Regions from separate parts of the Homo sapiens genome. Here region 1 is linked to region 2. Evidence: chromatin contacts called from ENCODE Hi-C or POLR2A ChIA-PET data. All regions are on one chromosome and are shown on one strand. Each heading gives the region's core, a stretch centred on a gene start or an enhancer-like site at or near the end of the contact. The rest is flanking DNA. Distances are from core to core; before and after follow the strand shown.

Region 1 (4,998 bases), core at 447-2,946, 390 kb before region 2:
GCAAATTATCCAAAAGAGCTCTATGTTGAACATGTCTTTTTATCTCTAACTTTTTACTCTGAAAATATTCCAATTTATCAAAAAAAAAAAAATTAAAAGACTGGTACAATAAACACCGATATACCCTTCACCTAGATTGACTAAAAACTTCAGTTTGTATTTGCTAAGCATGCAGAAATTCTCCTATTTGATCACCAAATCATTTCACACCGAAGAAAATTAACATTTGATGAGTTCCAAAATGGCAGCCTTTCACTAAATGTTACTTTATACCATTAGCTTTTCAAAAATCTCCCATGTATTTAGCTCAGGTTCATTTTTTACTATCCCAGAGCTGGAGAGAACTGCTGCTTTTGGTAGAAACTGAGTACCATATAACACTACTTATACTGGAGGATTTTTTTTTTAAACTTAAGACAAACTTTTAAAAAAGACTTAAAGAAGTTTAACCTTTTGTAGTTATAGTAGTAGGTTATATCTGAAATGTATCTTTATGTCATTTGGGTCTCTAGAACATTAGCCTTTGTGGTTTCTGGTGGAGGTATGATGGGGTATAGTATGAATCAGGCTACATGTGAAAGTTCTTGGGAAAATATAAGGCGCAGTTATCACCGCTCATAGTGATCCGTCATAAGATAACTATGTCTGCCAGGCAAACACTTTTCAGAAAAGTCTGCTTCGGCTTGTGGGTTTGTTCCAGAAGAGTCGAATTATGTAATTGTACTAACCCCTGGGGAGCTCCTTGCTGGCCTTTCCTACTTTTACTGTTTTATAATAATTTCTCACTTAGAGAAGAATCTAAGGCCAGGCACAGTGGCTCACTCCCATAATCCCAATGCTTGGGAGGATTGCTTAGGCCAGGAGTTCGAGACCAGCCTGGGCAACATAGCAAGACCCTGTCTCTACAAAAAATAAAAATTAAAAATAGAGAGGAGTCTAAGTTCACATTACCGAAGTGACTGGAGATCACTTTTGAACAGCCTCACCAGATAACCCTCAGCAGAACAGCCTTTCTGACTAAATAGTTGAAGGCCTCTGAGACAGTCAGCATCACTGCTTTGGGCCCCATGGATGCCTGTAAGTCACCTTGAGCCCTGGGTCCAAGCATCCAGGCCTTGCAGAAACTAAAAGCTGAGCAGCACTAAATTCCCTCTGCTCCTCCCTACCGTGTGCAGGTCTGTGTGGTTGGAGCCCCTCACCCTCCATCATCAAACCTATCCTTGCTTGCTGGTCAGCTCTTCCTCCTTGAGAGGCTTTTCTTCTTGGGAAGGGATGAAGCTTTTCTAGAGCAGGAACTAAGTTACATTCATCTTCTTGGATTACGGATATGATGAACCAAATCATAGTAGTTCCCCCTGGTCTCTCATCCACACAGCCACCCTGAGAAGGAAGTGGTTTTGTTCCCGGGAGTGACTTTGTCCCAGTTGTAGAGCCAGGGCTTGAATTCTGGTGTGGTGGACTCCAGTGGCAGCTCCAGGTCTGCCAAGCTCTACTTGCTCCTCCTTGCTCAGCAATGCACACATAGTAGGTGTTCAGGAAGTCTATGGAGTGAATGTTGAAGAAACAGCCTGGAAGTATAGATGCCAGCAATCCCAGTTGGAAGGAGTAATGAGTGGACACAGCCACTAGAGGTCAGAATTTAGCAAATTTTTGTTAGCCCAGGAGCAGTCTCTGAACCTTAGGGTTGGAAAGGGCCTTGGAAGTGGTTTTCACCACAGCTGAGAACACTCAGGCCTAGGGATGGCTTGCCCAAAGCTACAGAAGTGCACCAAACCTTGAACCGTGCTTTGCCTCACACCGCAATACCTCTTCGAGCACCTTCCTGAAGCCTAAAGCATTTTTCATCTGTAAACAACTTTCAGTGACTTTGTGGAGCACCTTTTGTGTGCCAGATACTGGGTATACGGCAGAGAGAGACCATGCCTGCGCCTGCCATGGAGTTTTAAACTGTGACAACTGGAGAGGGTTTGCTTTTGGTAAAGAAGTTTGACTTTGACTCAAAGTTAGAAATACATTTTACATCATGACCCAATAAATTATATAATTCTAATGCATAAGATGTATATGAAATTAAGTTTCATGAATTAATATGTATCCAAATTACAATGCAAGATATTCTGTAACGTTCTATTTCTGCTCTCTTTGAGTTTGGTAAGAAAAAGTTGCTGATCGCAACCTACAAAAATTGGTTTCGTTATCCCCTAATAGGCACAACCCCCAGTTTGACTACTGCCGACGACCTAAAAGGAAGGAGCTGAGGCAAAATTAATACAAGCAGAGAGTTGATTTGGGCCAAGTTTCAGGATTGCAGCTGGGGAGCACAGATTCAGGTTTCTCTGAATATACACTCTGATTAGCAGCAGTGATAAGTGGATTTTTTTTTTTTTTTTTTTTTTTTTTTTGAGATGGAGTCTCACTCTGTCACCCAGGTTGGAGTACAGTGGCGCAATCTCGGCTCACTGCAACCTCTGCTTCCTGGGTTCAAGTGATTCTCCTGCCTCAACCTCCCAAGTAGCTAGGATTACAGGTCCATGCCACCACACCTGGCTAATTTTTGTATTTTTAGTAGAGAGGAGGTTTCACCATGTTGGCCAGGCTGGTCTCGAACTCCCAACCTCAGGTGATCCGCCCACCTCGGCCTCCCAAAGTTCTGGGATTATAGGCGTGAGCCACTGCACCTAGCCCATAAGTGGATTTTTAAAAGCCAAAAAGGAGGACAGGGAGTGGGCTGATACAAAGTTGTTTGTCAGGAATTCTCATTGGTTTATAGATAACATTGATTGGTGACTGGCTATACATTGTTAAGCCATAGGGTGTGGATTATAGTGTTCAATTTGGCATTATTAGGCTAATTTATAACTACTTGTGCCAATAGCAAGCAGTTTCCGAGGTGAATATGTAGGAGTAGGGCGTGATTTCCGTTTCATGGTCGTGTCTCTCTGGGCCTGATAATTAAAAGGACTTGCATTCTTCAGATAAAAGTTATTTCATTTTCTCATTACCAACGTTTAAGTCATTGATTTCAACTAGGAAAGAGGTTACTAACTCTGAATTTGTATTGTTGTATACTAGATGGTCTTAGTTTGGGGCAGAGCATAAGAGGTTACTAGGAATACAACCATCACAGATAAGACTTTTGGAAGCCAGGAAGAGAGGAATGAGAACAGGCCAAAGGTAGGAATCCCTTCTCACCAGGCAGCCGCATCAAATCAGGACTTAGGGGGAAGCATACGGAGGCTGCAGCAAACCAGCTCTGCTGTGAGTTTCAAGAGGGCTCCTCCCTGAGAAACTAGAGGTTTGGCACTGAATACGTTACACTTATACATGTAATTACCCCACAGAAAAAAGTTTATCAAGCACTAAAAATCCACTAGGTTACAGATAAAAAAATCTTTGATTGGGAATCCTTGAAGGTTGAAGTTCAGAGTCCCTGAGCAGTGGCTCCATGTCGCCGTGGTGACATCAGGGGCCTGAGAACAGGTGTTTCTGTTTTGTTTTTGTGATCAGGTAGATCATGCATTTCTGACTTTAATGTGCATAAAGATCATCTGGGGATCTGGTCAGAATGCAGATGCCAAGTCAGGTATGGAGAGGACAGAGGAGGGCCTGACAGTTGTGTCCACACTCAGCCACCTACCTTTTTCCTGCAGACATGGAGAAGGGCTGTCACTTCCTGCACATCTTGGCCTGTGCTCGCCTGAGCATCCGCCCGGGCCTGAGCGAGGCTGTGCTGCAGCAAGTTCTGGAGCTCCTGGAGGACCAGAGTGACATTGTCAGCACAATGGAGCACTACTACACAGCGTTCTGAGCAGAGACACGCAGACCAGCTGAGGAGGACAAAGATAAGGTGGCATTCACCCCCAGGCTCTGACTTTCAGCATCATGCAGGGGCTTATCTGTCTGGAGGCAGTTACCTCATAATAAACTATAAAATATAGTCATCTTGGGAATGGGATTTGGCATAAATGTTGTTGGCTCCCTTCTGTCCACTATGTCCTTGGTGTACAATGACTTTGATCTCAGCCATGACACAACAAGAAAACCCTCCCTGTTGAGCTCCTGGCTGGACTGTGCGTTGTTCGCAGAGCAGAATGGGGAGGAAACAGTGTTGGCAGCTTAACTGATGTGTGTGGTTGGAGTCTCTTCCATGGCAAAGGGACACCACAGGGTAGTGAACATTCAGGAACTGAGGGGCATATGGCCTGATCACACAGTTCTAAGCTTTTCAAAACTTCAGGTTATCAGAGACCTTCCTGTGGGCCTCTCTTGCTGGCTAAGAACCGGTTTAGGGGAGTAGTTCTCCCTGGATGAGTGCTTACAGTTTCTGTGGCTCAGTTACCAGCAGTGGGGTTGAGACCTGGGTCGATGCTCTTTACAGGCCTGCCCAGAGATGGGAATAAACAGGGATCCACAGCGTGACTATGTGTTTGTCATTTTCCTTTTATTTCCTTGGGAATCGAAAGGTGTCCCAGTACATTTCCCTGCACTTACAGAGGTGCATGACTAAATACATTGTCCCTCGATGCCCCTGAAGATCACGGAGGCAGTCAGCCAATTGCCTGGCAGGTGGTAGATGTTATTTTCAGGGTTGCCGCTGAGTGTGCAGGATGTGCTGACACCATCCAGACAAAGACTCGGTATGTGCCCAGACAGGTGATGGAGTCATGCTTTTGCTCAGAATGACAAGGTAAAGGAAAAACATCTGAGGTATGTTGTAGGCCTGTTCTGACAGCAAAATGACAAATCCAGCCAGCAAAAATAAAGTGTGGAGAAAGATTTGGAGTTAATTACAGTCATTTCACAGAAGGCACTGCCTTCGTCTGCTGCATTTGCTCTTGATGTGATAAGCTCTTCGTGGCTCAGCTGGAGATCCTTTAGGCCTGGAGAGTTGCTCCTCTCTCCGTGGAAACAGGACAGTCTTTATACGCAGAAGTCCGCTGCAGCTCGATACGTCAGGCTGAGAGCTAGAACCAGTAGATTGCCTCCTGTCATAGACTT
Region 2 (5,208 bases), core at 654-3,153:
ATAGGGGTCTACAGCCTAGCACCTAGCGCCGAGGTCTGGCTGGCTTTGGGAACCTGAAGCAAGCCTTGGTTCTCCTCATCTGTAAAATGGGTATAGTGTGATTAGCTCTGCTCTGCTGACTACCCCAAGCAGTGTCCATGCTCACTGAAAATGTGTTTGAGAAAGTTCGATGCCTTGTGTTAAAGGGCACTATTGTTATCCTTCTCATAACCTGAGGAGCTTAGGAAGTGGGGTATTCTTTCTGAAAGCCCAAGGGCTTCCCTTCCTGGCTTTTAGCCATCATGCCCAGGACAAGTGCCACTGGTTCTGAGGTGACAGAAAAGCACCTTCCGGAAGGAATTTAGTAGGGTCTGAGGGCCCGGGAGGACCCAGCAGTGTCTTCCAAAGGTCAGAGACAGCATTGGAAGATCCAAGACAGGAATGGCAGGCTCCGAATGGGGAGACTGGGCCTAGGGCCACCCTGAGGGTGCTGAGTGGATCTGGGGAGGTGAAGAGCAAAGACATTCCTAGTAAATGTCCCTCTGTTTCAAGGCTCCCAGACCCTCTTTTCTAGGGCTCTGACTGGATATCTGGTCTTTGGGAAAACCAGAAATCAAACTAATTCAATGGATGCAAAAACCCAACGGCTGCAAAGGACCCCAGGAACCAGCAGCTCTGACCCTTTCTTCCAGGCTGCTGTAATCCTGTCCTGAATTTTTAAAACCCTCCCATTGGAAATGCAACTAGTGCTCCCAGCCTGGTCTCTCCAGCCCTAGGGCCGATGGAAAGGAGACCCATCGAGGTGCCTCCCTGGAGACACGGACGACCCAAGCTTCCCTCCTCACTCCCCACTCCCCTATCGACCTGGCAAACATCCTTTCCCATCTCTTCAGGCTCGCCTAAGACCATGGCCTGAGGGGACTCCAGTGACGTTCCCAGTGCCAGCAGACAGAACTGCGCAGACCCCGCGGGACGCCATCCTCCATCACCATCATCGCCGGCTGCCCTCCACCCCCAGCCCACTCCACGGCCAGAGGTGCATCTCCGGCCTCCAGACACGCACAACAGGTGGCGTCTGCCCGCCCTCCCCAACCACACCTCCCTGGCCCTCCACCTGCGCCCCAGTCCTCCAGCAGCGCTCGGCCGGGGAGCCTACCTTTGAGGTTCTGGGGGTGGCCCCGCGGCGCGCGGCTCGGGTTTCCTCGGGGCAGCGAGGGGATACTGGAGAAGTTGTTACCCATGGCATCCGGCCCCAGGAGGTTCGGCGCTCGCGGGTGGGGGCGAGGCCGGGCAGGCGCTGAGGTGCGGTGTGCGAGTGTGCGCGCGCGGGTGCGCGCCACCGGGGGAGGGCCCTGCTGGGGCTGCAGCCGGGGGCGGGCGGGCAGCTCCTCAGCTTCCTTTCTCTGGACTTCGCGGTCCTTGGCGGGTTCCGCCCGCCACGGGTGTCCTGGCGCAGGCTGGGCTACCTGCCTCCCATGCCCCGTGGCGGGAGCGGGGGCCACAAGCAGGGCCCTGGGCCGGGGCCGGGGACGCCCGGGGCTCCCCGCTTGCTCCCCGGGACGCTAGGGTTCCGGCTGGGGGTGGGCGGCGCGGCGGCTCCGGCGCGCTCCCCCGGGGCCATAGAGTCAGGGTCGCTGGCGTGGGCGTTCGGCGGCTCCGAGGCAGGCTCGGTTACCGCCCCGCGGAGACGGCCGCGGCGGCGATGTGCGTGGCTCCCTCCCGCCCGCGGGTCTGCGTGGAGCGGGGCTCGGCGGAGCGCGGGGCGTTCTGGGCGCTCCGACGCAGCTGGTGTCCCCCGACCGCCGCGGTCCCGCCCGCGCCGGGTCCCTCCTGCGACCGCCGCCCCCGCCCCCCGCCCCGGCAGTCTCCAGGATTCCCTCGCTCCGGTTGTTATGGTGACAGCTGCGCCGGTGAATGAGCGTCTTAGTGACACGCGCGCGCCCGCTAGGCCAGATGTGGCCCCGGGGCGCGCCGCGTTCCCGTAGCCGCAAGCTCTCGGCGGCGCGGGTCGGGGTAAGACATCAGGCGAGTATGGTGGCACCCGGGGCTGGCCTTATTCCCAGCACGGAAACATGGAACTTGCACTTGAAAACAAGGGGAGCAGGGCCGCGAGAACGCCGAGCTCCCCGGATGCGGGGGCGGGCGAGCCAGCACTAATGTTCGGTTTCCCTAGCTCCAGGTACCGGGCCTGGCGCAGAGTGGAGAGCCCAGGGAAACATGTAAATGAGCGAGCGGATGCTTGGATAAAGTAATTGAGATTAGAACCCCGGCACTTGACCCTCCGTTCTCAGCCAGGCTAGGGGCACTAGGGCAAGGGTTCAGAGCAGGAACCCCGGGCAGTCTCACTGATGCACAGATGCCACTGAGGGCCTTTGAATGCCCGCGGACCAGACTCACAAGCCTGGAGCTCTGGCCAAGCTGAGGGAACAGATCTCCGGGACAGATCATCAGAAGACCACCAGCTCTGAACTGAGTGGTTCTGTTAGCTATAACAAGGTGGGGGAGAGGAGCCTCTGCAGCCTATGGCAGTCAAAGAAGGCTTCCTGGAGGAAGGGGGTTTCAGCAAGGGCCCTGCTCATGTGGCTAGTGCCTTCCTGTAGCTCAACACTGCACCAAGAAGCCTTCAGGAAGGGAAACAGAAGTCATTCTTCTCCTTCCTGGACCCGGGGCATCTCTCCTGGTCTATCAGGGATGGAAGATGTTCCAAGGTTCCCCCCAGGGAATCAGACTTCCTGCTCCTCTAAGTCATCTCTAGCTCCCTGCTCTGGCTTCAGCAACTCAGATCCAGAGTCCAGTGAAGACATGGGTGGGCAGGGGGACATCTCATGTATCCTTTTCTGTAATAAAGGTTCTTCCCCCAAGTCTCCATTTGGCAGCTCCTCATTATCTAGGCACAATTCGTGTCCTGACATTCCCTGACTGCCCCAACTAAAGGACCCCCTCCACTGTCAGTCACTTTCCACAATATTCCATTTTATTTTCATCATAGCTTTTATATGGAACTTGTTTACAAGTAGCCTTTCCTCGTTTATCTTCTGCCTCCCTGCTAGAACATAAGCTCTGTGAGGGGAGAGCACAGGTCAGTCGTGTTCACCAGGGTGTCCTTACCCACTGGGGGAATGCCTGGCATGTGACAGATTCTCAGAAAATAATTGTGGAATGCATGCTTCCCACTGTGGGCCAGGAGGCTCCACTGAGATCCCTGGGGGCAGAGCCTCCTGAACCACCCTTTATTTTCCTCTCCTACTCTCCTCTCTCCATCCCCATTCCAGGCATTCTACCCTTAAATGTCTGGGACTCCAGGCAAGCTAGAAATATCTGTGACAGCCACTGTCTCTCTGGAATCTGGAGGGAAAGGCAGCCCCGAACCCGGCCTCCAGCCTCCCAGATGCCCAGGATCACGTGTGCAGGCAGCTGCAGATGGCCACAGCAGGTCAGGGATGGCTGTCTTATTTATGGGCAGTATCTTCCCAAGGCTCACTCCCAGCTAATGACTCATGCATCAGAAATCCACAGGCTCTTAATGGCAACACACTCACACATGTGCTAACACACCGCTACACTATCTCACACACTCACACCTATACAAGCACACACACTTATATTCCCCCTGAAATCTGCCGGAATGAAGTCACTGTGAGTGGCCACTAGAATCAGGCCTTTCACAAGTTAGAACAAATATGAGGACTCTGCATAGTTGAGACTCATCCTGCTAGAGTGTGTTTGAAGTACAAGGGCCTAGCTAGGATTTACAGACGGTGGCTCCAGGGAAGCCTGGTGTGGGCAGGGGAATGGGGGAGGGGATGAGGCCCCAAAGGTAGAGCACAGCAGGGATGTCTTGAACTGCTGACCTCAGGTGATCCACCTGCCTCGGACTCCCAAAGTACTGGGATTACAGGCATGAGCCACCGCGCCTGACAAAGGGATGTCACAGGCCCCACATGGCCTAGACCTGGGGCTATGGGCAAAGCAGGGGAGAGAGGAAGACGTCAAAGGGAAGGAGGGAAGTGAAGGCCAGAGGCGGATGCTCACCTGAGTCCAGAGGCAGCCCAGGTTCTGCAGTTCAGGGCAGCGTGATCCCAGGGAGTCCCAAAGGAAGGTGAGAGGCGTCAGGGACAAAGGCAGGGAACTGAGGGTTGAGGAGCTGATGGGAGTATCAATAGGGCTGGGATAGGATGAGGTAGCCAAGGCATCCCTGGCGCAAAATTGAAGAAGGCGCCAACTCTCAAGTTCATGCAGATACCAAGCTTGCACTTGCGCGAGCCTGGGAATTAGGTCCTCTTATATTTCACGCCCTAGGCCCCTCTCTACCTTCACCCTAGTACTTCAGGGAGCTCTGTACTGGAAGAGGGGACACCACTGTTAGAGTCAACTAGGTCTCTGGCCAGGAAGGGACCTAGAGGAGGTTGGTGTGGCTGCATAGGACTCAGAGAAGTTGAGCGTGGCCCTTCTGAGGAGTCCTGTGCCCCAGCAACTCCTCCCTGGCAGGGACTTAGGGTAGACCCAGCTCAGAGGGTTAAAGAAGGCCAGCAGTCTCCTTACCCCCAGACCTTGGGCAGAACTCAGAGGCCTTCCTGCCATCCTTCCCCAAGGCAGCTCATAGGGGTGGGGTGCCTGGGTGGTGGCTCTGATCCAGAAGACCCTTCCCAGACCCATCCTGGAAGGGAAGAGGAAGAAGGAAACTGCCAGGGAGACTGGGGCTGATGAAGTCACTGTTTTGATGGCTTCAGGGGAAGCTATTAATACCCACAAGGTGATGCTCCAGCACCAGTCACCGTGGCAACACCCACACACCCAGCAGTGCAGATTCTGCGGGCAGTGCCTGAGGGGGTGGGTGTCAGTGCACACGTGTGCACTTTCGCGAACACCTGTGTCCTTGTATGTGCATGCGTAGGTGTTGTGAGTGCACACACAGGCATGCAGGAGAGGGAGGCCCCAGGCAGGGACCTGAGGAAGCTTCCTTCAACAGCAGCTCCACTCCCACCTTCCCTTCCTTCCCTGTTGCTCTCTTCTTGCTGATTTCTCTTTTTTTTTTTTTTATACAGAGTCTTGCCCAGTGGGAGCACAGTGGCACGATCTCAGCTCACTGCAATCTTGCAACCTCCACCTTCCAGGTTCAAGCAATTCTCCAACCTCAGCTTCCCGAGTAGCTGGGACTACAGGCACACACCATCATGTCCAGCTAATTTTTTTTCCTTCTTTTTTTTTTTTTTTTTTTGAGACGGAGTC

The links. A loop is a pair of places that touch in the nucleus more often than their neighbours do. ChIA-PET counts read pairs that join two places held with the same protein, here RNA polymerase II (POLR2A). Pooled maps may share reads with other maps.
Region 1: a loop to region 2 is called in a map of mammary epithelial cell, with 6 times the contacts of the local background. The contact joins the enhancer-like site here to the promoter of NEURL1 in region 2. A Hi-C loop is called at or near these places in 1 of 168 maps with a recorded cell type or tissue (mammary epithelial cell) and 1 of 50 pooled maps. POLR2A ChIA-PET finds 5 or more read pairs at or near these places in 2 of 52 experiments (BJ and WTC11).

The regions. Positions count from the first base shown.
Region 1 is chr10:103,881,494-103,886,491 of GRCh38, reverse strand. It overlaps STN1 (STN1 subunit of CST complex), which reads left to right. Exons shown (of 10, transcript NM_024928.5): 10 at 3,651-4,998. The coding sequence ends at 3,808. Among named protein-coding and RNA genes, the nearest start is that of SH3PXD2A, 28 kb to the right of the region's middle. Within about 2 kb of position 1,696, at least 2 of the 41 ENCODE cell types and tissues checked have a DNase peak (open chromatin) inside an H3K27ac peak, as active enhancers do; they include mammary epithelial cell, where a contact is called at or near this core.
Region 2 is chr10:103,490,400-103,495,607 of GRCh38, reverse strand. NEURL1 (neuralized E3 ubiquitin protein ligase 1) reads right to left here and starts at 1,903. Exons shown (of 6, transcript NM_004210.5): 1 at 1,136-1,903. The coding sequence starts at 1,220. It overlaps NEURL1-AS1 (NEURL1 antisense RNA 1), which reads left to right. Exons shown (of 4, transcript NR_120675.1): 3 at 873-1,047. RefSeq lists silencers at 1,225-1,324, 1,405-1,534, 1,545-1,694, 4,924-4,993 and an enhancer at 1,009-1,558.